Regions from separate parts of the Mus musculus genome. Here regions 1 and 3 are each linked to region 2. A link is a loop called in an ENCODE intact Hi-C map of the cell type or tissue named here. Cell type or tissue: left cerebral cortex. All regions are shown on one strand. Links, peaks and the distances in the headings refer to the core of each region. The heading gives the core; the rest is flanking DNA.

Region 1 (10,488 bases), core at 3,731-8,730, 290 kb after region 2:
TGCCCTGCAGTGGGCGCAGTCTCCTTCACATGTGCTTGGGCTTTGCTTTGGGTGCCCGTAGAAAATTAGGCCGCATTAAACAGTCTGTGTCAAAGAAGGAAGTGGGTAACATGACTCGTGTGGAACCCAGGGGGTGGAGCAGGGAACTGTAAAGAGAAGAAAACAAACTATATATATCTCCATCCATCTTTCTCTGGAGAATTCTATCTGAGCTTTGTAGTTATTGGCTTGCCTAATTAAACAGATTCTTCAAAGAAACTCCCCTAAATCAAGACTCCCCTGCCCCGTAAAGGGTAGAGCTTACACAGTTAAATGTAAGTATACCTCATCTTTCTTTGCTCTGCATTGTCTTTCTATACTAATTCTATAACCAAGACTGTGCCACATCGTTTAATTTAAACTTCAAAGGGCCTAGAAGATGTTCTGTGATCTGTGGTTGTAACCACTCCCCTGTGTTTAAACCGTATCGATTTTGGTATAATTATTTTATGGTTGGAGGTTTTTCTCCTTTGCTGTTCCTCTTACGTCTATGCAGGGTGCAGGACTCGGAGAGGGTGGCAGCTAAGACAGCGCCACAGCAGCACTAGGAGCAGGCTGAGCGGCACATTGTTAATGTAAAAATGTATCTGTTTTTAAAACATCTCCTGGTCCTCCTGGGATCAGGCCATCTGTCCTTGTGGCCTGGCCCTCATGCTTGGCTTGCATATGGCTGTCTGAGGTCGCGTGGCGCGTGCTCATAAGTGCCATCGTGATTTTATAATAGCTTTCAACTTTTGTGCTAGGTACGTAGCACTGGGGGGAACAATTTTAATATATCCACATTTTCATCATATTTTAGTACTTTAGTTAACATATATTTATATATAACATGGAGTTTATAATACATTTATGTTTTCAAAATATAAAATTGTTTTTATGAAATGTAATTAGAATTTATTTACTGCCTTATGTTTAAGATCCTAACTCCAAACCCTTACCCCTAACATACATAATGTGCATTTGTATGTACATATGTGCACACACATATACAAGGTCAAGTTACAGAATACTGACTAAATTAGCTTTGTACTTGAACCAGTTTGGGCGTACACTACATGATAAATATTTAGCAAAACATAGATAGCATTTCCACTCGGTTGAGCTTATCACTCTGTTTGGTGTTCAGTGTGGTCCGGGGCCTCGGTTGCTCATCAGCTGCACTTGGCCTGGTTTCTTTAGAGTAAGATTTGTGGATAAGTATGAAAAGTTTCCGTCTGAATGGCAGTCACACAGGACACATAAAGGGAAGCCAGGCAGATGTGATGGAGCACGTAGATGCTGAAGCTGTCTTGACATGTCACCTTCTGCTTTAGCTTGTTTTATAATGATCTGCAAGGAAACTATTTCTTTTAAAAAAAAGTTTCAGATTTTTTTATTTGAAAATCTAGTTTGTTTATATATATATATATATATGTTGTGCTGAAAAACTACATGTAATTAGAATATGTACATCTGTATCGGCCTAAAATTTTCATGACTCTACAACTTTATTTCTTAATAAACAGCAGCAGTGTGGATATGATGAACTTGTAAACATGTGGGTTTTTCTTTAAGGTGCAGAATTCATGTGTCTGGGTCCACAAACATATTGTTCACATAACTAGAAAGGTTGCTCTGGGTCAGAGAGAGCCTTTATAGAGGAGGTGTGTTGCACAGCTGGCCAGCTGTGGCCTGTGGTGTGAGCTGAACTGCCTCCCACTTCCCACATTGTAGGCAACCAGCCAAAGTGCAAAGCCCAGGGTCACATTAACAGTTAAGTATGGAAAGATTGTGGTCTCTATGTAGCCTTAATAAAATATCAACTCTAATCTGACTTCGAGTCATTCAAATCTAGACGCACACCTCCATCATGGGGAATAGACATTATCTTCTGTTTCTGAGCAGTGTGGTTCATTGCCATCATTTTTCAAGACTTAACTCTCTTAAAGAAATTTAAAAGCTACTCTCAACTAGAGAGACAAATGCATTAGATATGTACATGATATCAGTAAATGCAGCCAGACTGGGGTGTGCCTTAGTTTATGCTAGTGTGTAAACTAGGAGTATTTATCACCAGCCAAATCTACATGACTTTAACCTACATACTTATATTGGATACATTTTCAACCTTGTTGCATATGTGCCTGTATTGTAAGGAGCCACACCAAACTTATGTTCACACACACGTGTCTGTATTATAGTCAGTGCATTCATTCACACGCATATATTTGCTTGCCACTCCTTCTAGTAACAGTGAGCAAGGTAGGCAAGGCCCTGGTTCTTGTAGAAAGAGATATTTACACAAGTAAATGGAAGGTTTCAGGTAGTAAAAAGAGGAGAGAGTTTGCTAAGAAGTAAGTGACTCATGGGGCAGGCAAGCATTAGGTGTTCTTTCAGCAGTGTGGAAGAGGCTCTCGTGTGAGGAGCACAGTCTCGGGGGACTGGAAGGAAGCCAAGGCACTAAGCACTGAGATGAAGTCCCACACTCCAGTTTATCCAGGTTCAGCTAGGGGCTTCCTGTTCCTGCTGGGGTTTGTCTTCCTTCTTTAACCTGCTAACAGTGAGCAAGACAGGAGCCTTGCTTCTCAGGGCTGGCAGGCTGTTAGCTCTGTGTGGCAACAGGACTCACACTCTCCCTTAAGTCTGTCCAGACTCACCCACAAGGTGTCACTTGAGTTTCAGGAGAATGATACAGGTCTGCATGGCCTCCTGGTTCTCCACCGTACACACAGCTCACTGTCACTGCTCCTGCTCTGGCTTGTTGACCCAGGAACATCCCAAGCCTGGGCAGATGGGAAAGGTTGAGAAACCGACTCTGTTTGGTGGAGAAGCCATCATATCACCTTTGTGCAGTACACACTCAGCATGCTGGGTCTGGCTCGACTTTCCTCTTCCTGCTTTAGGGATCAGAGGGAAAGTATGTTTACTCATGTAGAGAACTAATTGCACAGGAGTATGAGTGCAGTGCTGACTGCCTCCTTCGATGTCACAGCCAGAAGAGACGGCCGGCATCCTAGGGCTCACTGGCACAAGCATGTTACTTGTGAATAGGGAAATTCTCACTTTGCCAGTTTGTGGAACATGATATTCAGTGTCAGCTATAGCCAGTGTTTTTTGGCAGCATATAAATATTTATTGTTATCATTATTTGTCTTTTTCCCATTTAAACATATTCAGGGCATAGTAGTTCTGTGTAGCAGCACACAGCATGTGGGCAATTGTGTTTTTCTGTTGCCAGATAACGGAGCCACTAAGCAGTTGTTCTAGAATCATCCTTGAACTGCATGTGAGCTGCACATGTACGTGGAGAGAGAAGAGATTAATAAGTGAAAGAGGAATGCTAGCAAAGATTCCTGTTTCTAATGTGCTTATAAAATAAAAGCTAGAAAAGCTCCGACGCTGATGCAGTAAGAACCAGTTCCATTACTTTTAGCAATGGCTGCAAGGAAAACATGGCAGGCGGCCCACTCTGAGCTGCTGGTGTTTATTTGGGGGAGGGGTAAAAAGGGGTGGGAGAGAGACTGAATTGGCCTGCACTGTCTAAAATCCTAAGATGCAGTTGAGAGAGCAGGTTATTGGTTGGTATTTGCTTTGCCTTAATGTAGATAAAAGTGCAGTCACTGGAGTAAGATTTTACTTCTGGGCCCAGCCAAGTAAGAACATAGCAAATACTGTAAGTAGAATTATATTTTTGTTCCTTGGACATGGGTATACGTCAAATTTGTCTTTTTATAAAAGTACCAAAATTCCTTGTGAGAATACTATCGTGTCTAAGATCCCCCCCCCCCCCCGGCCTGTTTCCTTTGAGCTGCACAGCAGCTCATTTGGGTAACTTCGTTTCTCCCATCACATCCTAGAATTGGAGATAAAAATTATATCACTTTAATATTTAATTATGCTAAAGATACAGTGTCTCTAATCCTTGGAGAAAATAATGGATTATTCTTTATTATGGTTATTCAAATGGAAAACTAGGCCTGGCTTACTCCTTACCCTGTTATTCTGAAATAAATGCAGGTACATCAAATATTTAAATATACAACAGTAAGCATGAACCTATTAAGAGAAACCAGATGAAAAATTCTAATCCTGGAGGAGGAAAGATTTCTTTTTCTAGTTGTAGCTCTAGGCGATGTAGAGGAGACCTACGATGTCAGGCCTCGGACTTTCGGCTTCTGACTTAGCCCTGCTTCTGAAATGGACTGCAGCGCCTGCACTTCTCCGTGTCAGAGCTCTTGAAAACTGAGTTCTTCAGTACTGCCTAGTGTAAACGTTCTTTGTATATCTACATCCAACTTAATATACTCTTCTAATTTGACATGATGTTAACTAATGATACAGTTTGCAATCAGTATCTAAGGGCTGTGTCACAGATTACTTCCTTAAAACAGATTTCTCTTAGATAGACTCGCGGTGGGCACGGACGTGCCTGAGAGTACTCACACCACAGGGGCAGCTTCTGGGTGTCTCTGTTCTGTTGTCATTAGGTGGTGCTTGTTCTTTACTTACTGAAAGTGTCCAGGCGTCTGCTCTGCCCATGAGTGCTGGCTGCTGCACTCTGCATCATGACCAACATCAAAGATACCTGCATACAATCATCACATTATTAATGATAGTCAGTGCTATTTGTGTTACTGTTCTATGTTAACCAATTACTTTTAATTAACCAGGATCCTCTGTAGTAAATAAGTAAACCTACATTGTAAGGCAATGAACAACAGTAAGTTGCTCTGCCTGCAGGCAAGCAATTATTGATGCCTTTCCCCATTTCTTGGGCGTGTTCGTAATGCACAAGATGAACCACCCCTGTTTGTATGTATATGCTACTTTTGTTCTTGATTTTTTTTTTATTGAATAGCGTATTTACACAAATAGGTTTTCTTGATCTGTTTTTAGTATTGATCTTTTTTTTTTTTTTAACAATTTATTAATGTGTGAGTGGCGAGAGCACCTGTACCAGGGCTTACATTTGCAGGAGGCCACCCACAGGAATAGTTCTGTCCTTCTACCATGGGTCGGTTCTGGGGATCAAGTGCGGGTCCTGGAGCATGGCTGCCAATTAGTATTCTGTGTTCTCTGGGTGCTTTATGTGGGAACTGGGAAGGAGTTTAAAGTGAGGAAGGGACTCCTGCTCAATTCTGCCTCTCAGCTCCTGTGTCACAGCCTTTCCGGGCGGACAATCCTGGAGTTGTGGGATTTGATGGTTTAGGACAGCTCAGAGGGTCAAGGGTTTGGCTCCTGCTATCACTGACCTTGGTGCTGTGTGTGCTCTGAAGTCCTCTACAGATGGGATCTTTGTAGGCACACATGCCAGCCAGCATTTTCCATCAACTCCTTAGACATCAGTGTGGCCGGGCCTCAGCCTCGGCTTTGGTATTTATTCATTTGCTCAGTCATTCAGTCTTTTAGTTGTCCGTCTGTTTAAATGTGCATGCAGTTTTGCCTACATTTATGTCTGTGTATAATGTACATGCCTAGTGGCTTCCGAGGGTGTCAGATTCTCCTGAAGCCAGACTTGCAGAGAGTTGTGAGCCTTTAGTTGTATGCTGGGACGTGAACCCCGATCCTGTGGAAGAACAGCTTGGGCTAACCTCCAGCCTGTTTTGTTCTCTTAAGCTTCTGTCCTCACACTTGTGTCCTGGAGGAGCCCTTGAGAGTTTTCTGCCTTCTGCAGGTCAGCTGCACTACACCCTAACTGCACTTTGTGTACGCCTGCAGCTGTTTTTTGGGTTCTTGTTTCTGTTTTGTTTGTTGTTTGTTTGTTTTTCGAGACAGGGTTTCTCTGTATATCCCTGGCTGTCCTGGAACTCACTTTGTAGATCAGGCTGGCCTCGAACTCAGAAATCCGCCTGCCTCTGCCTCCCGAGTGCTGGGATTAAAGGCGTGCGCCGCCATGCCCTGCACCTGCAGCGTTCTTTTGGTGATTACGTTCACGAGTCTTAACTCTCCACAGAAGAAATGGGAACAAATGCGTAAGGATGCTTACGTACATTCACTTGGGTGTTTACGGGGAAACTCCCCTCCATGTTTGGAGACCTTAAGCATGAGCCTTGTATGGATCAAATGTGCAGAATGTCTTTCTTGATGAATGTTGGAAGGTGTTTCTTTTGAGGAGTTTGTAATGCAGATTACAGCAGACATGAAGAGTCAACACTTTAATACCAGTGCACACCTTCCGGTTCCAGCAAGTCTTTCTACTGAAAACATACTGTATTGTTTTCCAGTCACACGTTTTTTTCCCCTTTAACTTAAAGTTAGTGTCGCTTCATAGCCAAATTAAATACATTGGCAAATAGCTAAAAATTAATCATGTATCAGATCAATACAAGCATACTTCAGTTTTATATAGATAGTTTCTGGCTGATGAGACACAAAGTGGTTATCAACCTTTCTCTGAACATTTACTTTAGAGTGTATGACAGGAGTAACACAGGACATGGGTTCCCAGTAAGTCTACTGGTCTGAAGGGCTCCTTGAGACTTGGCATACTCCACTGCTCCCACTAGAGGGCTTCCTTCCAGCAGAGACACATGCTCTGAGAGCAGCAGGAAATCCTGCCTAGGACATTGCTATTCCCTTGAGAGGAAATTGAGACTAACCTCCTGGATTTTAGGTAGTATTTTTTTCATCTATAGGTGCTAACATTAAAGCCTCATAGAACAGAGAATGTTAGACAGTAAACGAGGGTGTGTATGTTTTAAACCCATAGTATTTGAAGGAAACAGGTTTGTGAAGTTGCTTAGGTGAAATGAGTTTTTTAAAAGCCTGGTAAGGGGTTTTGAAATACCCTTTAGCCTGGCTAGAGAGAGAAGCAGGACTGGAGGCTGAAGCGGCCTTGCGAACAGTCACATGGGGCTCTAAATTCCACAGAAAGCGCTGCTCTCACCTCCCGTTGTCAAATATAGTAAAGCCTTATCTTTAAATAGATATTCTATTTGCTACTGATTTTTTTTTTCTACTTGACTTTTAAAATCTGTTAAAATATGCAGAACTCACTCTGTAGATACCAGTCTCGGCTTTACTGTGCTCAGCAGTAATTGTATGTATGTGAAAATACCCACATCAGGGTTTAGTGTCCTTGAGGGACAGAGGCTGGCAAGATAGGATCTATGAGTGCAGCTCACAAGCAGACGTCCTAGAATGCCCACAGTAGTTACCTCGGCAGGGCTTTCCCCAAAGGCTTTTAGCTGAAGTCTTCGGTGTTCATTTGGAATTGCAATCTTAAAAATATTTGCGGTCAGCAGCTTGGTGTTGTACAAGGCAGGGCTCAGGAAATCAAAGATGAAGCTCTTGTGCGTGTGTGGGAGGGGGAACCTAAGCTAAAATCTATGCTATGGCTTGTTTCTAAATCTAACAGTTAGCGTTGGAAATTGGAGTGTAAACAGAAATGGTGTTAGTGGATCTTCCCATGATTTTCCACTCTAGTTGAGCCAACATCTCAGTCTTTAGCCCAAAATCATATTTGATATCAGCAACATATGGTTTCCATCACAAAGTAGCTGCTCATCTTGTCAGCCCAGCACCCAGTCTACCATCTTTCTGGTGGGGCGGGGCGGGGTGGGGTGGGGTTGGCCAGGCTCTGACCTTCCTAGGTGGCTCCTCTTTAACCCTTTCATTTTCATGCTGCAGTCAGTCTTCCTTGGTACTGTTGTCATTGGCAGCACTGTTGTCATTGGCATGGCCTATGTACACTTGTGTTCCAGGCCAGTCACAGGCTCATCCTGATTTCAGCCCCACGGCCCCACCTCCCAGATGCTGAGCACCCAGACTTTCTCTTCCTTTCCTTGTTCTTTTCCTTCATATTGGCTCTTTTTAGTAGCCAAACTTAAGAGCTTTATACACCAGACTGAATAATTACGTTTTTTAAAAAAACAGTAATTATCAATACACATCTCATTCCATGCAGCTTTTAAATTCATGTTAATGAGCTCTGTCGTCTCTTGCACAAGACTGACAGCCAGTTTTGAAGTTCTGCCATCTTTTTACAACTTGCTGCCTAGACTCTGCCTGCCTCTCCCAGAGCACTGTTCTCAAGACCTCTTGCTCTGTAGCATTCCAGAGCCTGGCTCTGCCCACTCTGCTGTGAGCAAGGACAAGAAGCTACTAGCATCAGCAGGGTGGCCAGCATGATGGTTGGTTTTCTGAGTACAACTTTCCCCCTTGCTATCCTGTCTCTCAGTAACAAGTTAAAGAGCCTGTGCAGCATCGTGGCATGTGAGCAGGATGGCCCTGCTGAGGATTGGCACCCACACACATTGAGGCGGGTGGGTCCTCTCAGTGCAGAGCACTAGCCCCGAGAGAACTCACCGAGCCCCTCTTGACCTCCTCCCAGGGGCTGGCTCACCTGGCTCAGGGCTGTCCTCAGAGGGGGTCTTGATCGTACCTAAATCATTTCTTTCACTACCACTGCGGGTTGACGTCTGGGCCTCAGAGGATGAATCGGCCTTTGGACTCAAGGTGTGTGGCCTGGTGTGGTTTATCATGCAGGACTTTGCTGCTCTAACCAGACACCAGTGGTTAGCAAAAACACCTGTTTAAGTTTAATCATTTAGGCTGTGATTAAGATTAAACTTTGGGTATAAGAAGCTACAGAACTCAGAGTTTTGTGTAGTGGTGATTGGCTTCAACCTTTGCCCTGGTGCAGGGTTTTCTGACATCCTGCCTCATTGCCAACACCCATTTTGGGAACTGACTAGATGTAACCGCTGACTGCTAGCTGCCCTGCTACACGGCTGATGGCTCTGCTTTGCAGACTTATTGATCCCTCGTTCCTACTTGGTGTCTTCACTACTGAACTAAAACCCAGCTTCTTCCCGGGAGCCCACGCCTGGCAAAGGCCTGTGAACAGACGCGTTGTCCTGGAGTGGGCTGCAGTCCATGCTAGATGCCTGCTGTTAGAGATGCATGGGGAGGGCAGAGTGCACAGGCGCAGAGCAAAGGGAAGTCTTTCTAGATGGCTGGACCCTGGGCTGGGTTCTGAAGGCCTGGATTATACAGAGACCTCGCAGGAGCAAGGAAGGAAGGAGTGCTACTTTGGGTCAGGATAGCTGTGGAAAGCCTTTTCATCTCATATATGTACATGAGGAGCCACACTGGAGCAGCCTGAGTTCATTGTCAGGGGTCTGAGGTGTAGAGTAGGTGCCATTGAGGTGGGTGGGGACCTGCAAGCATGTGCCGGGCTACGCTCACCTGACTCTTTCCTGCTCTGCACCTTCACAATCACATTCAAAGCTGGTGTATTTGTGTGACCTGCCAGTCAGTGTACTTACGGGCTATGGTTACGCTAATAAGGTGAGGTGACTACCCCATCAACTCTATTCAGGGCGGTAAACGCACTAAGATTGTGCATCACAATGAAAAAGAAAATATAAATTTATACCTAATACATATATGCTATAAGTTTATATGTTAAAAGCTTAATGTGTTTTTATATTTCATGTTAGAAATTACTAAGTATTATAATTCTGAGCACAATTAATTCAGTATTTATAATATTTAACACAAGACCGTCGTCTTCTGAATCTTTGGTTTTGTATTTAATTCCCAGCATGCATGCAGAATATTCACTGCATAGTTAATAAACTTGTGATCTTATCTCTAGGACCCACTGTATTTATAACTGCAGTAAAAGGAGGGAGGATTAGTGAGCCAGCATCTCTGGTGCACCACCCACTGGCCGGTCGCTTGCCTTCTGCAATGTGTGGAACCAGTCCAGCCACATTACGTTTATAGCCCTAAATTTCATTTATAAGAACCTTTTCCTAATAAACTGTCCAGATCTGCAGAGTGTTTTAGATGCTTTTTATTTTTGCAGATCTATAGGACTTGTAAAAGTTTTTGAAGACTTGTGTCTTTAAAAACAAATGTCTTCTGGAGCTTAGCCAATGTGCCTCGGCTTGAAACTGTGCCTCACTATTTAGGAAATGTCAGTGTTCAGCGCCAGTCACAATCAGCAGCCTTCCTGTTAGAATTGCTGAAAAGAGTGAAGACGGCTGCCTCACTTGTAGACTTGTAGGTAGCTCGTTTGTACTGTCTCTGCGAGGACATAGCCCCCTCCGGGTCCACAGCAGTGGCTGACCCACATACATCTGGTTTTTCTTTTCTTTTTCTTTCTTTGTTACTTTATTTCATTTTTTTGTTTTCAAGTATTCACTTATTGTATTATTCCCTTAGTGTAGGCCAAACTAAAACCTGTAAGCTTCATATTAGTTCAGATGACATTCAGTGTCACTGGCCAAGGTCTCAACTGTGTGGACACCCAGAGATAAGAAATTTTTGCGTCTGAATATGATGACTAGTACCTGGGAAAATCATATAAAACGAACCCGATTGTTAGGAATGACTGGAAAGTAATATTCTTCAGGTCTTCTCGTGGCGCACAGCTTCCTTGTGCTTACGTGTTACCATCACATGAGTGCTGCTATATTGCTTACCAAGGCTCATCTCAAAAAGAACTCAAAGGCTTGCGGC
Region 2 (10,488 bases), core at 2,729-7,728:
CCAAGATTAGCCATTATAGGAAAGACTAATAATATGGGAGTGTGGGGTAAGAAATAGATAGCACTAAGGATGTTTGATAAAGTCATACAGAAACATTTTATAAGCTTACTCATAAAATTCATATAGATCATATTAGTTAATTAGCTAGTTAGTTAGTTAGTTAGTTAGTTAGTTGACTTTTTGAGACAGGGTTTCTCTGTGTAGCCCTGGGGCTATGCTAGAATTAATTCTGTATACCAGGCTAGCCTCAAACTCAGTGATCTACCTGCCTCTGCCTCCTGAGTGCTTAGATTAAAGACCTGTGCCACACCATCCAGCTTAGATCAGATTTTCTTCCTGGAGTTATGTCAAGGGGAATGATGCTTTGCCTGAGAACCATAGAGTTTCTAACAAAAACCCAGGGCCAGGAATGGGAAACCTGCCTTCAAATTCTTGGTCAGTGGAGCCAGAGAGACCCCCGAACAATACGCACTTTTACCATTTACCTTGGGTAAGCTCCTCTAGGTGAAGAGAACACACCTTCCCAACCTTGGCACTTGGAGGACTTGAGCAGGGGCTGACTGGAGGCCTCCTCCCTGAGGGCTCGCTCACAGACTTCAGAAGTGCTGTGTAAGCTGCCAAAGGACAGAAGCAATCAATAGTCCTATCTATCGTAAAATCCGTGAATCCCAACAATCCAGCTGGCAAGCCAGCCCCATGAATAGTGGCATCTTTATCTTGTGGGTAGGTGAGAGAGAACCGAGTGGACACGGAGGACACACAATGGTAATTAAAGAATGGATCATGGATTTAAGAGGGAGCTGGGGGAGATGGGAATATAACACTCAGGTATGAATTTCACAACAGAAAAAAAAAACTTCCCTTTCTACTAAATAAATAAATTTTCCCCAATTTAGGCTCCAAACTCCTGAGAAAAGAGCATGAGAGATTCTTTGTAGCCTGTATTTGGCTTAAGCAACCTCGGGGATCAATGCTATCAGGCTTTCTGTAGGTGAAGAGTAGCAGGGACAGGAAGAATGAGCTCAAGAAAAACCTACCAAGCAGCTAGGTTATTCCATCTATATTTATTAAACAAATGGGTTTAGTACTTACCATAAAATTTAAAAATGTCATAAAAACCAGTTGTCTCTGTCATTTTCTATTGCTACGACTAAACACCTAAGACCAAGAAATTTATAAAGATGAGAAATCTCTTTAGCTGCCAGTTCTGGAGGCCAGAAATCCAAGACTAGCAGCCACATCTGCTCAGTTTCGGATGTAGGCTCTCTTGCTAGATCGTAATGTGGCAGAGAGCATCCCACAATAGCACAGAGCAAGTGTGTTTTACAACACAGCCACTCCCTCAGCAACTTATGAAGCTGCAAAAGCTCCACCCCTTCAAGAGCCGTTAGCACAAGATTTTGGTTATTAAGTTTCCAACACACAAAATTTGGAGTGCACATTTGGTGCACAGCCTATCTTACACATTTATTATTTATTGACTCTTCACAGCGCTGTGGGCGAGCTCAACTGGGTAGTTCTGATTTGGGATTAGACAGCAGCTGGCATTAAACAGGAGGGAAAAACCAGATGGGCAACTGTCAAGGCTGAAGGTCGATGCTATCTGCTGGCTGCTGGAACACTGCTGGAAGCAGATTGCATGATATCAACCAGCCCACCTACAAATGATCTCACCTAGACCCAGTTCCTCAGTCTTGAAGATTACAGTCATGTCCTGAGAGGAAATGTCTCAAGAGCCAGGATTCCAAGAAATTCAGGAGGAGGCAACAAGATGCTTGCTGCATATTCAAAGAAAGACATCATAAAGATGTGCGTAAAGCACATGCGGTCGGGGGAGGGGGAGGCTGAAGCAATGACCTCATGGTCAAGTGTACTTGTTCTTGCAGAGAACCAGAGCTCAATTCCCAGCACCCACATGGCAGCTCACAAACATCTGTAACTCTAGACTAGGCCATATGTTAACCTCTGTAACCACCATGGCTACCAGACACATATGTGTATAAATATGGATTCAGGAAAAACACCCATACACATAAAATAAATAAATAGACACATACTGATTGATAGATAGATAGATAGATAGATAGATTAGATAGATAATAGATTTTTTTAGGAGTGTGGTTAAGGGAGGCATGGCTCCAGGGATGGAGAAATCTCTGTAATAAAAACAAAACAGATAGATGATAGATGCATGCATATTATTTATCATATGTAACACAACTATATTATTTCTACGTTACATATGAACATTAGATGAAGCACTTCACATACATTGTTTCATCGTATAAATGAATCTAGCAGGTAAGTATACTTTTTCCATTTTACCAAAGAAGCTTCTGGACTTTAAAGAACTTAAGTTGGCAACCTGAGATTACCAAGCCATACTTTCCATCTCTGGAATCCAAGCACTGCACCGTCTGCCCTTATTAACTCAAAGATGTCCACTAGCTAGCTTTACTTTCAACATGCAAAACTGTTCTAGGCAGCACCCGTGGAATTAGGGATGAGAACAGCGATATGGCCTCTGCCTCCGAAGCTCTCAGTATTGTTTTAAGCAGGTACAAAGCAGTCTTTGTGCAAGTAGAATGACCTGAGTTCCCAGTTCAGATCCCCGGAATGTAAAAGCCAGACACTTTACCGCAAGACTGTAATCCCAGCAGTCTCACACGGAGATGGGAAACAGAAGAATCTCCCAGAAATCTTGTGAGCCATTTAGCCTGGAGTTGGCAGCATGGAGCCAAAGAGAGATGCCATAACAAGACGGAAGGCAAGAACTGATGCCCTCTGGCCTCTACTCAGATGCCCGCCGTGGTACGTAAACATTATCACACACAAACACATAAATACAACCATCGTGCATGTACACACACATAGTACAAAGACACACAAACAAAAAGAAATGCTAAAAGAGTTGCTAAGAAATTTTTTTAGCCGGGCGTGGTGGCACACGCCTTTAATCCCAGCACTCGAGAGGCAGAGGCAGGTGGATTTCTGAGTTCGAGGCCAGCCTGGTCTACAAAGTGAATTCCAGGACAGCCAGGACTATACAGAGAAACCCTGTCTCAAAAAAAAAAAAAAAAAAAAAAAACCAAAAAAAAAACAAAAAGGATTTTTTTAAAGCATCTTATTATATAACTCTGTGGTATGAGCCTGAAATCAATCCTAGTGCTTGAAAGCTAGAAATAGGAGATTGCCGATATCAACCAGCCTTGGCTACATAGTGAGGTCAGGATCAGCCTGAGCTACACAAGACCCTGTTTTGAAAGACAACAAAAAGATCTTAAGGTATGAAGTATGGCTGAAGAGGAAATTTTAAGGGTTGTTGGAAAGTCAGTTAGATGATGTTTTGCTGGGGCAAACACATGAAGGAACATGGACATGGGTGTGAGAGACTAAGGCAGACTCATGAAGGAACATTTCACTGAAGCAGACACTGGAGAGAGGATGTTCTGCTAAAACAAGCATATAAAAGGACACGTGATGAAGGTTTCTTTACTAACAACATACATGTATTGGTTCTGGTGGTGTACTGCAGTTTCTTGCTGCTTCCATGGACTCAGACTGATTGGATGCACGTGCTGAAGCAAGACGTTCTGAGGCAAGGCACATGGAGGACACGTGATGTTTGGAGGGTATAAATAGGACTCCACAGAGTAACAGAGGCAGAGCGTGGCTTGCTGGTACAGCTAGCTGTGCAACACTTATGGGTCCCAAGTCTTTGCTGATCTTTGCTTCTCTGAGAAAGCAGAGCAACCAGAGCTTCTCCTGGTGTTCCTGTCGGTCCCTCCTACTGACTCTTGTTGAGGCTGAGGCCTAACTCTGTTTGCTAGGTCCTGCCACCGCTGCTGATTCCTGTTTGCTATCCTGACTCTACTAAACTGGACTCCTGGAGTATCTGTGAGGTGTTTGTGAGTGGATCAAGCTGCTGTTGCTGCTAACCTGTGACTTCCAGAAAACACAAACAGGAGTTGCTCCAAAGAACCTTTCTTAACAGGACCACTTACCCCAAATCCTTTCTTTTCTACTACCTCTGGTGGGTGGTGGGCTAAAGGGGGGAGGGGGGGGAGTAAAGCATTTAAGAACCATCACTAAAAATAAGGTTTTAAAAAATTAAAGTTGTGTGTGGTAAACAACAATTTTTAATTTTGATGGGCCCTCCATCCATCAAATTAAATTAAAGGCAGTCAACACTTTGGTTCCTATATCTATAGCTTCTATGATGGAGTCAATCCATCCATAAACAATCTTTTTTTTTCTTCTGTTTTTTTTCTCTTTTCTTTTCCTCTTCCATTTTTTTCTTTCCTTTTCTTTCCCTTTTAGATGTGACCTTGCTATATAACTCAAGCTCACCTCAGATTTGCAAGCCCTTCCTTAACCTCACCTCACTGTATGCCAACACACCCTGCTATACAGACTAAACAGTACAGCATAGTATGACATTTAGGATGTGTTAGGTATATAAACTGGAGATGATTTAAAGCAGAGTATCCAACCTTTTGACATTGTCACATGACATTGTCATCTACAAATGTGTTGTGCTACATTCTCAGTTATCATGGGCCACACATCAAACAGTTATGAAAAGCACGGTCACATTCAAAGACTATATGAAAATATTAACCATGCTGCATAAGAGACTGGGACATAAGGATTTTAGTATGGGGAGATGCTGAATAAACAATTTTATTGGGAATATCCAAGGGAAATTACACTGAAAATGCTTCTTGATCCCTTTGTATATTCTTTATAGAGATAGAAAAAAATAAAATAAAAAGCCCTCAGCATAAGAAAGCTGTGGGTGAAGAGTGAGGCCTGGCCCCCAGGAGCCCAGTAAGGAGCGGCTGAAACTCTTCTGAAGGAAAAGCCCCAGCACACGTTCCTGGGCTGCTCTCTCCATGAGGAAGGGATTGTCTTTGTTGAACATGTAAAAATTTAAATACTATTGATTCTCTTCCAACAGACCAGGCAGGCAGGAGTGAGAGAGTCTATGTGTGGGTGGGTGTGAGCGTGGCTTTAGAAAGCTGTTTTTCCTTTTTCTCTGTAGTAGGTGGAGCCATAAACCCTTCAACTGTTGTATACATACATTGCTGACCACTTGCCCTACCTACAGGGCAATAATTTTCCACTCTGTAAGGCAATCAATATGCTATCTACTACCATTCCCTTCTCCTTACCCTCACAGTTTTAAGATATTTTTAAAATTACAACTTCTTCAAAGTTTCCATTTTAAGCCTTTGGTTTTGTTCAAAGCTGTTAGTTTTCGACTTAAGGGAAAATTTTTGTTTGTTTATTTCTGCTCTCAACTGTTATAAGCCCCATAGTTTAGTTTTAAGGACTCGAGTCACAGTATACCTTATTCGTCCCCTTGTGACTGCTACTGCAGCCCTGGGTGTTTTGTATAATGCATGAGTGAGCCCCGCTTAGAAATAGAAATGCATTTTCAATAAGTATTTATTATGTTGTTCTGAGCATACAGCTTTAAATTTGCCCGCTGTAGCTTGAAGCATTACACAAACTGTTGGTCTGCCGACTGCCTCTCTGGCAGCAGCACACACAGAAAATAGATTGCTAAGGGTCTCCCCCACCCCCCTCCTCTCCCTGTCCTCTCTTCCCTCTCTCCCTCCCTTGCTTTTCCTTTTTCTCGTTTTCTCTAAACGGGTCTTGAACATTTTTTTTTAAATCTTGTGGCATTTTTAATCAACACGTATTTCCTTCCAAGACCTATGCTCCTCTATTGATTCCCATTAAAATGCTTTTCTTTTCTTTGACCCTCTCTGCTGATCGAATTTCAGATCAGCCACAGGATATGCAACTAACCTTCCGGCACTACTGAACCCAGCCGAGCGAGGGTGATCAAAAGACTTGATGCATTCATTAAACATTCCCCTCGCCCGGGCAGAAGCTCTAATGGAAGCTATCTTTTTGCACGGCATTCCCCCCCCCCCCCCGCCGCTTTTTTTTTTTTTTTTTTTTTTTTTTTGGTCTTTCCCTCCACCCTCCAAAAAGAAAAAAATTTTTTATTTTTAATTTTTATTTTATTTTTATTTATTTATTTATTTTATTTTTTTGCCTTTGATGGCAAGGGAGGGGAGGGGGGAGAACATGAGAACAAAAGAGACTTATCTTCCCCCCCCCCCGCCCCCGGCTGACGTCAGTTTGATTTTACTGACAACTATTCGAGCGTGCGGAGCAGTTGGAAGCGGCCCCAGCCACCCCCGCCCCCCCACACCTTCCACTTTGGGGAGAAAACAAGACTTTTAGCGGCTCCGGAGACGCGCCCTGAAAATGGCCCGCTCGGCAAAGGGCATCCGAGGCTTATTTGTGTGGCACGATCTTTACTGGGGCGGAAAACACGCGGCGGGGGAGGAGCGGGAACGGGCGCAGCGGGGCGGGGAGAGCCAGGAATGTTCCTTCCCGGCTGCGAGCCCGAGGACATGGGGCCGAGGAAACAGGCCCCGCCCGGCCGTCGCGAGTCCGGGCGCGGGCGGCTCCGGGCGGCTCCGGGCGGGGCGGCCGCGCGAGGGTTCCGGCCTGACCGAGCCGGGGGAGCAAGGAGCCCGCGACCCCTCCGGCGCGCGTGCGCGGTGCGGCCCTCACGCACACCACCGCCGCCACCCCTGGCCGCCGAGGCCTCCGCGACGCCTGTCTCGGCTCCGGGAACGCGGCGGGCGGGCGGCAAAACCCGGTCTGGAAGGGGGTGGGGATCACACGGCGTGGCTTAAAGGCCCCGCTCCGGCGTCCTCCACCAGGCTGGAGAAGCTGCCGAGTTCCCAGGCGGGGCCCCGGAGGCAAAGGCTCGGCCGAGGGCAAAGCCATGTCTGCGGTTGCCAGGACCTGAAGATGTATGAGCGACCTGAACCGTCTCTGGAAAAGTCATATTTTCCAGGCTTTCGTGAAGTAGTCATCGCTCCTGTTCTAAATCTGGAGGCGGCTGCGTATCTATTTCAGTGAGAGAGGAAGATGTAAAAACTAGACCGGACTCGGGGAAACGTGGGCAGCGAGTGGGGTTGGATCGCGCCTGAGGTCCACTCAGTCCCCGTGACTCCTCAGACCTGGGTGTCTTCATCAGCTTAGGGTGTGTTAGGGGGACTCAGCCGGGCGGTCATCAGCATGGCCCAGAGGCTGGGGGCGTGGCTCGGGGTAGAAGTTTGGGGTTCACCCCAGCAGCTGGGCAGAATCCCACTCACCTTTCTTTCAGAAAAAGTACTGACTTTCCCAAGTGAAAACATGTATAAAATAAGACGTCAGGTTTTCATTTGACACCTTGTATGTGCTGCTGTCTTTTTTGGTTTGTTTTGTTATTTTTGAGATGGTGGGACTGGAACCCAGAGCCCCCTGCGTGCTAAGCAACTGCAACTCTCCGCCAACTGAACTATATCCCCGATCACTGCTCTGAAATAATTTAAGTATGTGCTTGTGTTTCTAACCATCTCCAAAATGGCTGCGGAGGATCCCAGAGTATGAGTACCAAGGTTTATTATTTTGGTATCTGCCCTAGGCCCTTCGGTGTTCACCATTAAGCACGGAGTACTTTTTTCTGGATGAGTGTATGGTAGCAAGAATGAAGTCCTGAGAAGCTAGCAGAAAGATCTGTTCACTTGAACTGAGTAAGGGAGATAGGCTGGGCTTTGTGAAAGGTTGGTCTGTTGAGCAGCACGGTGGAGACCAGCCACAGATGACAGGAAAAGCCATTCCACGTTGAGTTTCCTATCAATGTGTGATAGGAACGGAATAGGGCTAAGTAATATTGTATTACACATTTACATCTCTGTATGTAATACAATAGAGAATATGGACTAACAGAAACCATGGGAAAAAAAGAAAGCAAGCAAAGAAGGCTGTAGGCAGTTTATGGGAATTTCAGAAAATTTACACGAAATGAAAAATGCCAAGAAAATTCTGGGTTGGGAGTTGGGGAGACACTAAATAGCACAATGAGGTTCTCCCTGGAAAAGGAGGAGAGAGACAAGTGTGGAACCGATGTTTTCATTAAATATCTTTGACCATTAGGATCTTTCTCACTGGTGAAGACATGAGTGGATTTAGAAACAGGGAAAGGTATTAGTCATCTCTGTTAAGAGATGAAACTCACTGGAGACAAGATAAATGCCTACCTTCAGGAATTTTAAATAAATGGTGGCAGGGTCACAAAATGGAAAGCAAGGGAATATGTAGTCAGTCATTAAAATTATAGTTCAGGGCTGGAGGGATGGCTCAGCATTTAAGAGCACCCGTTGCTTTTGTAGAGGGCTTAGCTTGGTTCCCAGCACCCGCAAGTCACCTCACAATTGTCTGTAACTCCAGCTTCAGGGACTCAGCACCAGGCACACACATGCTGCACCTACATATATGAAGGCAAAATACTCATATACATAAAATATAAATAAATAATCTTAAGCTGCACTGCAGAGCCTGAGAAGTGGCTATTAGCAAAATTCTTATTCTGCAAATACAAGCAACTGAGTTCAATTCCCAGAACCCAGATAAAAATATCGGGTGTGGTAGTGTTTGCTTCTAATTCCATCACGGAGGAGATGGAGACGAGGATCCCTGAGGCACCCTGGCCAGCTAACCTAGCCTACTTGGCAAGCTCCAGGTAGTGAGAAGCCTTGCTTCAAAACCCAAAGAGGATGCCTCCTGAGGAGTAAGACCTGCCAGGACCTGAACAGCTTTGGACTTAACCTTACTAGATCAAAGGGGAATGAGGAAACCACAGACACACACATACCTATACAAAAAAGCAGGCAAGGTTAGGAGGCAACTTGAATGGACACACACCAGCAGCCCTGGGTTCTGATTAGCGAATTTCAGGTGGGGGCTCTGTAGGGGAGCAGTCCCAGGCCGAAGTCATCTTAGAAGAGACAGCCTCACACTGTCAACATCCTTATTCAGACCAGGAAAAGTTCTTGCGATTCCCATGGAGCTAAGACAGCGGTTCTCAGCCTGTGGGTCTCAACCCCTCTAGGGGTCGAATATCAGATATCCTGTATATCAGATATTTACATTATGATTCTTAACAGTAGCAAAATCACAGTTATAAAGTAGTAACGATAATTCTATGGTTGGGGTTCACCATAACATGAAGAACTGTACTAAATGGTCACAGTGAGAGGAAGGTTAAAAACCACCGGTCTAAGGCACCATGGTCCTTGACATGGCTGTGCTCAGATCAACAATACACATTCACTGAGATGTAGAGAGAATCTCTTATAAGCATCACCTGTCTATAAAAAAGCCAATGGCCAATGAGCTGAGGCAGGAATTAACAGGTAGAACACTGGCAAGAAGAGAGGGGATTCTGGGAAATAGTATAGAAGAGAGAGATTCAAGAGAGCAGTAAGGAACTCAACTAGCAAGTAGCTGAACTCAGGGTAGAATAAAGAGAGATCCGAGAGAGATTCAATTGAGTAGCTCGGGGGAGACGCTGGGGAGATGCGAAGGAAGAAGCGAGCAGAGACTGAAGAGAGGTAACTAACTAAGTAGTAGACATAGAATAGTTTGAATGGTTAAATATGTTACAAGCTAGTTGGGGAATGAGACAAAACTTATGGGCTAGTCATTCAATGATAACTAATTAGTCTCAGTGTCATTATTGATGAGAATTAAGGGGCCAGAAGGAAAAATTAATTATTATTTTTTACACTGAGGACTTAATCTCCTTCCCACAAACACTCAAGGTTGACCTCTGGCCCCCATACACAGGCACTTGGATATGACCTGCAAGTATACAGCATATGTGCCCACATGAACACATACATTAAAAACCACAGCTCTTTACTGGAAAAGAGCACAGGATACATTGTTATTTGAAGAAGCAGGTAACAAGTTAGCAGGTATGCAAAGGGCATGCCTAAAATATTAGGGGTGCTCTCTAGTTGGTGCCATTCTAAGTAAATTTCCCCCTTCTCTTTCTTCCCTATAGAATTGGCTGAAGCAAGTCTCCATATTTTGAAGCTCAGGCCCCTTGTGTTGCAACAGGAGTGTCGTTGGTCATATCGGGCATCCTCCTCCAGAGAACTGAAGAACACCCCTCCGGAGTCAGGATGACCTGAGGGCTACACAAGGCTCATTTTTCATTCCCTGTGCCATCTGGCTCCGGCAGCCACAAGACCTTTCTGGGCCTGAATAACTTCATCTGTGCAATGAAGGTAAAAACAGTGTCTACCTAAGAGGACATTGTGAGAATCAGCAATAATATCCATGAAATGCTCAGCACCTGCCACCCACAAGGTGCTCAGCCTGCGAGAGGGAAGCTTCCACGGGAGGCAAAGGGCAGAGGCCTCACGAAACACTTTTTCCTAGCACATTCTTTCTCTGTGATTTTGGTGGTCCTTTGTGCCTTCAAACAATGTTCAGTCCTCTCAGACAGAAGACTCTGTGTTCTTCATTCACTCTGTGTAAGTCATGGGTGGCCATTTAATACATCTTGGTCATCAGCATGGACAAAGATAACGATGACCAATGCACTGCTGGTCAGGTTCTGTTGTG
Region 3 (10,488 bases), core at 3,723-8,722, 180 kb before region 2:
GTAATTGTTGCTTCCTGTTATTTTTATTGTTAAAGTTGGGATTTCTGTTGTGGCTGTCTTCTGTTAGGTTTGTTGGATTACTTTCTTGCTTTTTCTAGGGTGTAGTTTCCATCTTTGTGTTGGTGTTTTCCCTTTATTATCCTTTGAAGGGCTGGATTTGTGGAAAGATATTGTGGGAATTTGGTTTTGTCATGGAATACTTTGGTTTCTTCATCTATGGTAATTGAGAGTTTTGCTGGGTACAGTAGCCTGGGCTGGCATTTGTGTTCTCTTAGTGTCTGTATAACATCTGTCCAGGATCTTCTGGCTTTCATAGTCTCTGGTGAGAAGTCTGGAGTAATTCTAGTATGCCTACCTTTATATGTTACTTGACCTTTTTCCCTTACTGCTTTTTATATTGTATTTATTTAGTGCATTTGTTGTTCTGATTATTATGTGTTGGGAGGAATTTCTTTTCTCGTCCAATCTAATTGGAGTTCTGTAGGCTTCTTGTATGTTCATGGGCATCGCTTTCTTTAGGTTTGGGCAGTTTTCTTTCGTAATTTTGTTGAAGATATTTGCTGGTCCTTTGAGTTGAAATGTTCATTCTCATCTACTCCTATTATCCAAAGGTTTGGTCTTCTCATTGTGTCCTGGATTTCCTGGATGTTTTGAGTTAGGATCTTTTTGCATTTTGCATTTTCTTTGTGTCCATGTTCTCTATAGCATCTTCTGCATCTGAGATTCTCTCTTCCATCTCTTTTATTCTGTTGCTGATGCTTGCATCTTTGGTTCTTTATTTCTTTCCTGGGGTTTCTAATCCAGAGTTGTCTCCCTCTGTTTTTGTTGTTGTTGTTGTTGTTGTTTATTTGTTTGTTTGTTTGTTTTTTGTTTCTACTTCCCTTTATATATCTTGGATGGTTTTGTTCAATTCCATCACCTGTTTGGTTGTGTTTTCCTTTAATTCTTTAAGGGATTTTTGTGTTTCCTCTTTAAGGACTTCTACCTGTTTAGCAGTGTTCTCCTGTAATTCTTTAAGGCTTTCTACCTGTTTAGCAGTGTTCTCCTGTATTTCTTTAAGTGAGTTATTAATGCCCTTCTTAAAACCTTCTACCACCATCATGAGATATGATTTTAAATCTGAATCTTGCTTTTCTGGTGTGTTGGGGTATCCAGGACTCACTGCGGTGGGCGTACTATGCTCTGATGATGCCCAGTGTTCTTGGTTTCTCTTAGTAAGATTCTTACATTTCCCTTTCGCCATCTGGTAATCTCTGGTGTCAATATTCTAGCTGTCTCTGGCTGGAGCTTGTTCCTCCTGTGATTCTGTTCGCCTCTGTCAGCACTCCTGGGAATCCAACTCTCACCTGAGTCCAGTGGTCAGAGCACTCTCTGCAGGCAAGCTCTCCTCTTGTAGGGCAGTTGTCCAGAAGTCTGGAACTCTAATCCACCTCCTGAGTCCTGGGGTCAGAGCCCTCCCTTTAGGTGACTCTCCTCTGGTAAGGAAGGTGCCCAGGGGTCTGGGTCTCAGCTCTGCCTCCTGGCTGAGGATGAAGGTCCTATGGGACCCTGTCCAAGAAGCTCTGTTGCTTCTGTCACCCACATGCTCTCCAGTGATCACAAGGTCCTGTGTATGCTAGGGGTCCTGCGGAGTGGATAGTCCTTTGGGGCCCTTGGTGGCCTCTGCCGGGTTCAGGCAGAAGATGGTGGAGCTGGCCTTGAGACAGATTCTTTCCCAGAACCCAAAGCTTACCAATTCTGCGAGATAAATGGCCAGAAAGCCCTAGGGACCTTCTACCCTCACTGCCTGCATCAAGGCCTTCCTCATTACCACCAGCTTTTTATGTGAGTGTTAGAGATAAGGAACTCCAGTTTTATCTTCACATGGTAGGCATTATCCTGACCAAGCCATCTCTCCAGACCCTCCAGTGAAGGTCTCAATGATGAACACAACCACAATCATTGGCTCTATTGAGCAGTGGTCCTACACTAGGCACAGTGATGTAGCATCTGGGAAGCCTTGTGGCTTTCATTTCTATATCCCAGGGGATATCCCAACTCCTGGGCAGTTTCCTCTACTTGTTTAAGACATTTAGAAACTAGATTTGAGATGCAATGAAGAAGAAACTAGCAGGCTTTACCAGCAGAAATATCACTCACATTAGGAATACCAGGGAAGACATCCAAAGTCTCTGGGCCTGCAGAGCATAGAGAACATGCAGATAATGAGTGCACAGCCAGGCAATGCTACTAGCCTGAGCTTCCCTATCGCAATACCCAAATTTTGATTTATGGGTCCCGACATTGAACCCCAAGGACGCATCAGGACACAGGATGCAGACTCTGGCGACAGGCTAATGCAGACATTTTCAACATCACTACAAAGCCAAATATCTTTGAAAGTTTAACCTCTGATCTACTATGGCCTGGTGTAAATGGATAATCAGACCTGCAGGTATTAATTAAACTCATGGTTCTATTTATTTAGGACTCTGGGGATTGAGCAGACAGCAAGTAGCAATAAGTACTTCTGAATGTTCTCTTTGGCTTAATTACTGTTCCATAGTTAGTCCATCAAATTGATATACAATCAACAAGGCTGTACTTACTCCATGGCACTGGTTTAGAGGGAGAATGCTTCAGGTCTGCCAACAGCTCTCTCTTATATTAGCAGAGCCTACTGGAGATGCAGGACAGGATAGACCTGTGGAGGTCTTTCATCCAGCCTACACATAGCCATTTGTCAGAAGTGCCTCTCCCCACAGATCTATTTAGACACAACCTTGATTGGCAGTAGATGGTTCTTCTCACTAACCATGCCATCAGACTCGGCCTCTGTAGACAGGACCAAAAGAAGAGCAGAATTGTCAAGTGTGTCTGGCTTATAGGGCTTCATAGATGACCACCACTGATAATTAAAAGTGCAGATTCCTGAAATCTAAAGGGACTCAGGAGGTTAATGGACTCATTTTACACAAGATGAAACTGAGTCCAGAGAAGCATGGTGGTTGGACTAGGGTCACACAATGTCTGAGTAAGACTGTTTGGTAGACTCAAGAGCTTTTCAAGTGAGCTTAATTAAAGTGTGATTTATTAGGAGAGAGGACTCTCTAGGGATCTAGCCAGAGTATTTCATGAAGTTGAAAGTTATGAGGATTCCCATCTCTGCTGATCCTCCTATGGATCTGTTTCCTCCTTATATCTGGAAATGACTTAAATGTTGTGCCTTGTGGCTGCAGCTGTCATGTGGCTCTCTAGTTACCATTGTACCAAAAGCTGGTCACAGCTTCAATGCCCAACAGCTTCCATGTGTCTTCCAATTCTATAAATTATGGGCTTCAATGGCTCATCTCAAAACCAGAGTTCAGACAGGAGAATATAAACAGCTAGGAGCATGGGCTACCTATTCCCACCTTCTGCATGCCCTGGGGTGGGAGAGGCCCAGCAAAGCTTTGTGAAAGAGAGACACCTAGTATGGTGGGATTACAACAATGATGTCGAGATTTCCCCTTCCCACCTGCTATCTTCTACCATCTTTCAGTGTTAGTTCAAGGCTCACTATTCAGTTGACAGGGACCAGAATTCAGAGCTGGAATTACTTAAGTGGTGGAATATATAATGTGGCCTTAGGACAAGCACAAAAAAAAAAAATTTAAAAAAACATAGTAATAAGCTCCTTGATGTTTTGTCCACATTCATAAATATTAAGAGGAAAGGAGGGAGAGAGAAAAGAGGGGAAAAAGAGAGGGGGGCGGGAGGAAGAGGGAGAGAGGGAAGAAAGGAGGGAGAGAAGAAGGGAGGAAAACAGGGAGGGAGAAGGGAGGGCATGGGTCAAAGGGGGTAGGGAAGGAGGGAGGGAAGGAGGAACCGAGGAAGGGGAGAGAAAGAGGGAGGAAAGGAAGGAGGGGGAAGGGACAAAGGGAGGGATGAAAACGAGGGGAGAAGGGAGAAAGGGGGAAGGGAGGAGGAAAGGAAGGAGGGAGGAAAAGAGAGAAAATCAAAGATAAACAAAAGTAAGTGGCGCTCAGACAGCACACTTCCTTCTGCGCATGTTCATGGAAGCTTCTGCTGAATAGAGGTCCCTCCGAGGGGGGCCATCCAAGTCATGAGCAGAATGTCACAAAATCGCCTGCTACCACATGATCCAGTAATGATATGCACACTTCACCCCTAGTAACTGAATTGCATCGGCCAGAGATGAATGCTGAGGAAAGAACTGACCACACCCACCCTCTGAAAGACAGAGGGCAGGCATCCCCCTGCCTCATCTCCCATGCCCTTATACTTAGTGACTGAGGCACAAGTTTATTCACATTGCTCTCTCCTCGCTCCCTCTTTTCATTCTCCCTACCTGAGCTTAAACAAACCCAAGCAGATAGTAATGAGAAAATACATATCATAAATATCAAAATTCAAAATCTTAAATTTGCACTCATTACATCTGTGGGAAATGTGCTCAGCTGGTGGTTAGGGGAAGCAATCTCTAGTCCTCTGCAGGGGACAACAACCCACCTGTGGGACAAAATGAAGTGTCATTTTGGTCCCAAGTGTATAGGTTCCAATAGGTGCTGTCTTGATCTCTTTTCATGGATACCCAGTCATGCTTTCAGGAAACTAAGTCATTCTAGAAGTTTCCATTTATCTCCAGAGCCAGGCCACAGGGGATAACTGCTGGGTGAGTAAATGGGCCTGTGCCAGCAAGCTTATTCTGGGCTCTTCCCTCTGGGATCAGTTGGCTTGTGTGGGCCATTCATTTTCTACCACTGGATTCTCAGTAGAATACAGGAAATTGAGACCAGAGAGGTGGACCTTGACTTTCTCCAGCATTAGCATTCCTTTGAAGAGGCCATTGTACTCTAGGGGGACTTTCCCAAGAGAAGTCACTATCAAGTTAACTTTTTGTGAGAGGACATGAGAGTCAATGTTGACTATGTCTATTCACCCCAGACAAGGTGCCGAGGACACACCAAAGTCCAACGAAGTCCAATCAGTCGGTTTGCATGGCTTCATCACAGAAGCAAGATGGGAGGTCACGTACCTGAATACAGATGACATCACAGGCAGCAGAATTTCGTAAAAGTCTCAGGCTAGTATGGGTGACCATGTCCCAAAGCTTCATAAACGCCTCTGCCTGTCAGTTAATCTCCTATCCTCTCTACACTCTAGTCATCACAGCCACCACCACCCAGGACTAGGGCAGAAGCAAGGCAGCAGGGGGCCTAACAGAGAGAAGACATGTAACCCCAGGTCAGGGTGTAACGGCTTCCTCCACCCTTTTTTCTATGACAGAGTGCAGATAGGCCTGATCAGATGAGCCAAGTCATGTGTGGGTCAAGCCAAGTCACTGCTGCCCTTGTAAAGATAACAGTGGCCATGCTATGCTCAGAAGACAGCAGTCCACAAGTACAAAAGTTAGGTACATAGTTAAGAGTCTTAGTTTATCACTTAAAGCCTACCCTTGAACCTGGTCCTGGTTTGTAAGCCTCAAATGATTCTGGAACTAAAATAACTAAGGCATTTCAAGTGTGGGATATAAGGCAGGGGGGATAGAAGTACCAATTATCTCCAAATCCACCTACCAACTCCATCTTTATAAAATATAGGTAAAGAAATGGATGGACCAAAGAGATTGAAGCCGCTGTCCATGGCCAGAGAGGCTATGGCTGGGATTATAGCCTATGTCCTCTGGCTCTAAGCAGGAGTCAGTTGTGCCTGAACTGAGCCTCACACAATCGTGCTAACTCCTTCTTCAGGAGCCTTCTCCTCCCCAGGATCTCACAACTGAGATCCCTGGACTTAGTGCTGGGGAGCCCTGCAATGCTATAAGAGAGAGTAGATGCCTCGTCGTGATACACTGAATGCTGTACCAGCAAGTACCAGTAGTCAGTAAGCAATGGCTGAAGTTAGCATGCAGTAGAAGAGAAACACACTTCAGGACCGAGCATGGTTTCATCGCAATAGTCACACCGCTCTTTCTTAGGGGTCCTAATGGTACCACCAGAACACCAGCAATGGCAGCCAATGCAAGCACAGGAAAATGCACAGCCTCTCATTCGGGAGCTCTCTAGCGTTCTACAATAACAGCACTCATTGATGACCCGCCTCACCTGAAGCCTGAGGCTTTTTGATGAGAATACTACAGAGTTATGTGACATTCCATAAATCACACCATAGAAAAAAGCTTGGAGCATTTTCTCAAATCTGTATAGAATCCAGATCTTTTTTTTTAATCTCTTTTCACCAGGCTGGTTGAGTGGTGGGTGTCTGGGTGGGTGGGGTGAAGTGAATGACAAGCTGGTGAGAAACTTCCCTCCCTCAAAAAAAAAAAAAAAAAAAAGGAGTCAGAGAGACATCATTTGGGGAAGTAACAGGTAGATCACACATTAGAACTGTTGATGAGAAAGGTTTAAATCTGCCAGAATCCTGAATTCAGAACAGCCCTGGCAAGAGTGGGAGGAAGGAGAACTCAGCTAACCTCTATCTGTGCAGGACTTTCATCCGAGGCAGAGCCCAGAGGGGCTTCTCTGTAGTTCTCCTCTTTTAACTTCCTGTAGCCAAAAGGCAGACCTAGATGGTGCTGTGGGCCTGGGAGCCTCCTGAGCTCCCCATCTGTCCTCTACAATGTCCTTGTCCTTTCTCAGCCTCCCTACACTGTGACTACCTCTCAGTTATCTCTTCTCCCTGCCACATTAGGAGACGGACAGATAGATGGACAGAAATTCAGAGCCTGAAAACATGAAAACACGGGAACCATGAGTGTGATGGAAAACTTCCTAAGAACAAAACACAAGCATACACACACATGGAAACATACATGTACATATATGCACATATGCACATATGGACGAACAGACACAAATACATACAGACACACATGCATTCATTCATACACATGGGTACATAGATACATATATACATATATATATATATATATAGAGAGAGAGAGAGAGAGAGAAACAAATAGACACACACACACATGCACACACAAATGCATACACACAAACACCTAGACAAAAACAAAAAACATACACACAGAGACAGACACATAGACACAACACACATACATACACAAAACACCCATATATACACAGACACACACAGAGACACATACAAACACACAGACATACAGACATTCAAACAGACACACACACAAAAGCACACAGACATACACATACACACACAAACACACACAAAGTCATGCACACAGACATACATACAAACACATACACACATAAACACACAGAGACATGCACATATACACACACAGCCATACAAACACAGACTTATGAACTCATACACACACAAGCATACAGACATAACAAACACACACACTGAATCTGGGCTTTGAAGGAGATATTTCATGATGTAGCTCTCAAGCCATCGGAAAAGTCCAGGCTCAGCCTGACCTACTTAGGCAGCGTTCTTACCCGCGTCTCTGGCAGAGGAGATGTATATTTAGCACAAGGGAATGACGCACCCTCAGACCCACTCTCTGTTTAGAGAGCACAGCAATTTTTGCCTTTTTACATCCACCCTCCCCAACTGTCTCCATGAGCGTGGATATGTAAGTTAAACGCCTCTAAAAACCCGTGAGTTCCAGGAATTCTGCAGAAATGCATCCCCGCACTCACTGAGTGCGTGGGCTAAAATGGCTTAAAAGGAAAAGACCAGACACAGCTGATCCATGTTTGCTCTCTCCTCTCAGTTGGCAAACCAGCTGCCTGGCTCGGCTGTTGTTAATGCACAGCGGAGATTTACTGAGGCTCCAACATGCAAACGACATAAATTTAAGCCAGGGAAGGCTGGGTGTGCAAAGGGAAGGGCAGAGTCGACGCTATTATCTTGCTGACTCAAGCCAAAATAGACATTAGTTACAATTACCTGGGTTTTCAGGAGGAAGCCTTTTTAACCTTCATTATTGGGATAATTACTTCAACTCTCACCTTTTGTCCACGTAGTCAAAACCTGAAAAGTTTTACTCCTTTGTAACAGTCACCTCAAACTTTTTCAGACATGGTGGCCATGGAGATAAGACAGACCACATGCAGGTAAAGAGCATGCTGCACAAACAACATGTGGCTTGCTTCAAAGGCATCCTCGAGAGAAAATTGTGCAAAGTGTCTAAGATTCAAATCCTTGTGCTGAAAACAGGAAAGGCAAAGTTCAGGGCCCCAGGGCCACTGCTTCCATGAGCTGTGCATGCTTTACCCAAGGTGCACTGTGTCTGTCTCCCCAGCAGATGTTTGCTTGGTGAGTTTTCTAACCCTAACTGTGCTGACTAGAGAGAACTGTTAAAGGATGGGATGATATGAAAATGACAACACTAGCTCTGCAGTGTTGGAAATGGATCCTGTGTGTGTCAGACATTGGGTTCGTGTGTGTTAGACGTGGGGTCTGCATGTGTTAGTCATGAGATCTGGGTGTGTTAGGTAATAGTGTCAGACAAGATCTGTATATATTACATGTGGGGTCTGAATGTGTTGGTCGTGTGGTCTGCATATGTTAGATACGGGGTCTGCATGTCTTAAATATGGGGTTTCCATGTATTAGTCATAGGGTCTGTGAGTATTAGATGTGGGTCTGCATGTGGGGTCTGCGTGTGTTGGTCATGTTGTCTGCATGTGTTAGTCATGTAGTCTTCCATGTGTTAGCCATGGGGTCTGCATGTGTTAGTCACAGGGTATGTATGTGTTAGACACACACTAAACCCCATATCTGAGCTAACTTCCTTCCTGAAGTCTTCAGACTGGCAGTGACAAAGCAGGAAGCTAATATGTGCTTGCTGTGTAGAGCCGATTCTTGTTAAGACCCAGCGCCCTACAGTTAAACAACCACTGTGGGCAGCTTTGCAGGTGCCTGGAGTCCTCCTGCTAATGGGATGGCACTGGGGTTGGAGGGCGAAGTAAATGAAATACAACTATGTCAGCTTCTGCTCCATTAAGAAAGGGGAAGAAAAAAATCAATGTTTGTCAAATATAGAAGGATAAAATCAATAATGAAAGAAATTTTATTTTCAACCTTCTGAGGGAGTATTACAAAGAAGAAAGAGTGAAAATTATTATTATTTATTGATGTATATAACACCTTTTGAAAGCCTCAAAGTGTTTTATAGGATTACAAACTGCCTTCATCCTTTCCTGCGTACAGAAGGCGTGGTCCTGCTCTTACAGCCCTTGCTGGAAGTGGCAAATGCACGAACTTCCAGGGCAACATGATGTGGCCTCTGCAGGATGGATATTTAACGCCAGAGTTTGCTTGCTTGTTTGTCTGTTTGTTTGTAACAGAAAGGAGTCCCTGGTGCTGTACAAGGTCAGCCGCCCTCATCTTATGGAAAGTTCCCAGGGAGGGAGCGTCATAACCCACGTTTTGTTGGCTAAATGAGAAGCACAGGCTATCTCTCCACCCCTCCCCAGTGTTCCTGTCGGTTGGAACAGGGGAGTTGGGGAGAAGCAGCCACCTGCTGCCAACATCTTAATGCAGTTCCTGGCAGAGAGTTTTGATAGATGGCTTCAAAGCCAAGGGTATGAGAGGCTGAACAAAACTTTCCAGGGGACGAATCATCAGAGGTGTGAGGCAGGAGCAGGCGGAGCCGCGGAGGGCTGCAGCTGTCTGGGAAATCAACGTTGGAAATTGTCAAAATGAAATCCTGTGAGACAAACCTTTCTGCTTCCACGCATCTGTTTCCTTCTCATTTGAACTTTATAATAATTCTTTAAGAAAAGAGAATGAGAAGTGCTTGCCCAATGTACACAGGTTGGCTACATGCACGTGGGCAGCCCAAAAGCACCTGGCTTTGTTTTTCCAAGAAGGGCTAAGGACGAATCCTAGCCTCTTAGAGTCAGAAAAAAAGAAAAAATAAGTTAGGTAGTTTTTGTCCCAAATTTTAAAAAGAAGCCTTTCCACAGAGGGAGGTGGAGTCATTACTTTAACATTGTGATATTGCTGGAATGAAACTTGACAAACAACACAGCTTTATTTTGGCTCCTGGTTTCAGGGAGTTTCAACTCATCATGGAGGAAAAGGAAAAGGTATGGCGATCCTCTCACCCACGAGGACAGCAGAATGTGGCAGAGGCTGCTCACACCATGGCAGATCAACTAGCAGAGACTACAGCGGGAACCAGAGAGGGGAAAAACCTTTCAAACCTCCCCAAGTGAACTGCCTCCGCCTCCGCCTCCGCCTCCGCCTCCGCCCCCGCCCCCGCCCCCGCCCCCGCCCCCGCCCCCGCCCCCGCCCCCGCCTAATAGGCTCACCCACCTCCCACAGGTTCCACAGCCTCCTAAAACTGCCTCACAAGAGCAGAAGGATTATTCAAACATGAGCCTGTAAGGGACATTTGGGAGTCCAACCATAGCAAAGGATAAATCTAGAGATGAATTTATTGCTTTGTAGAAATTGTATCTACTCATTCAATTACTATTCCATCTCTTAATTGTTAAAATACGAAAATCTACCTCCATATTGACATCGACCACCTTCTCCTTCTTGTCATCAAGAACCTCGATCTGC

Evidence for each region. Peaks named below come from ENCODE experiments on the same cell type or tissue, not always from the same donor. Only the 100,000 strongest peaks of a DNase experiment are listed, where the experiment ranks them.
Region 1: a loop joins it to region 2, with 4 times the contacts of the local background. A loop is called at or near these places in 3 of 42 quality-filtered maps.
Region 3: it touches region 2 in a loop (9-fold over the local background); 3 of 42 quality-filtered maps call a loop at or near these places.

The regions. Positions count from the first base shown.
Region 1 is chr17:5,195,533-5,206,020 of GRCm38, forward strand. All of the region lies in intron 4 of Arid1b (AT rich interactive domain 1B (SWI-like)), which reads left to right. It overlaps Gm34854 (a long non-coding RNA gene), which reads right to left. Exons shown (of 3, transcript XR_876354.3): 3 at 4,207-4,603. Among named protein-coding and RNA genes, the nearest start is that of Gm34854, 24 kb to the right of the region's middle. In left cerebral cortex, for the core only: a CTCF peak has its summit at 6,524 (motif pointing right); DNase peaks (open chromatin) are centred at 6,516, 7,016 and 7,273; H3K27ac peaks cover 819 bases.
Region 2 is chr17:4,901,725-4,912,212 of GRCm38, forward strand. It overlaps Gm34507 (predicted gene, 34507), which reads left to right and starts at 6,598. Exons shown (of 3, transcript NR_166049.1): 1 at 6,598-6,947; 2 at 9,923-10,148. In left cerebral cortex, for the core only: a CTCF peak has its summit at 5,803; DNase peaks (open chromatin) are centred at 3,643, 4,979, 5,538, 5,784 and 2 more places; H3K4me3 peaks cover 1,882 bases; H3K27ac peaks cover 2,730 bases.
Region 3 is chr17:4,718,997-4,729,484 of GRCm38, forward strand. No RefSeq gene overlaps it. Among named protein-coding and RNA genes, the nearest start is that of Gm23186, 46 kb to the left of the region's middle. In left cerebral cortex, for the core only: no CTCF peak of the experiment used is centred there; DNase peaks (open chromatin) are centred at 6,305, 7,539 and 8,115; H3K27ac peaks cover 1,023 bases.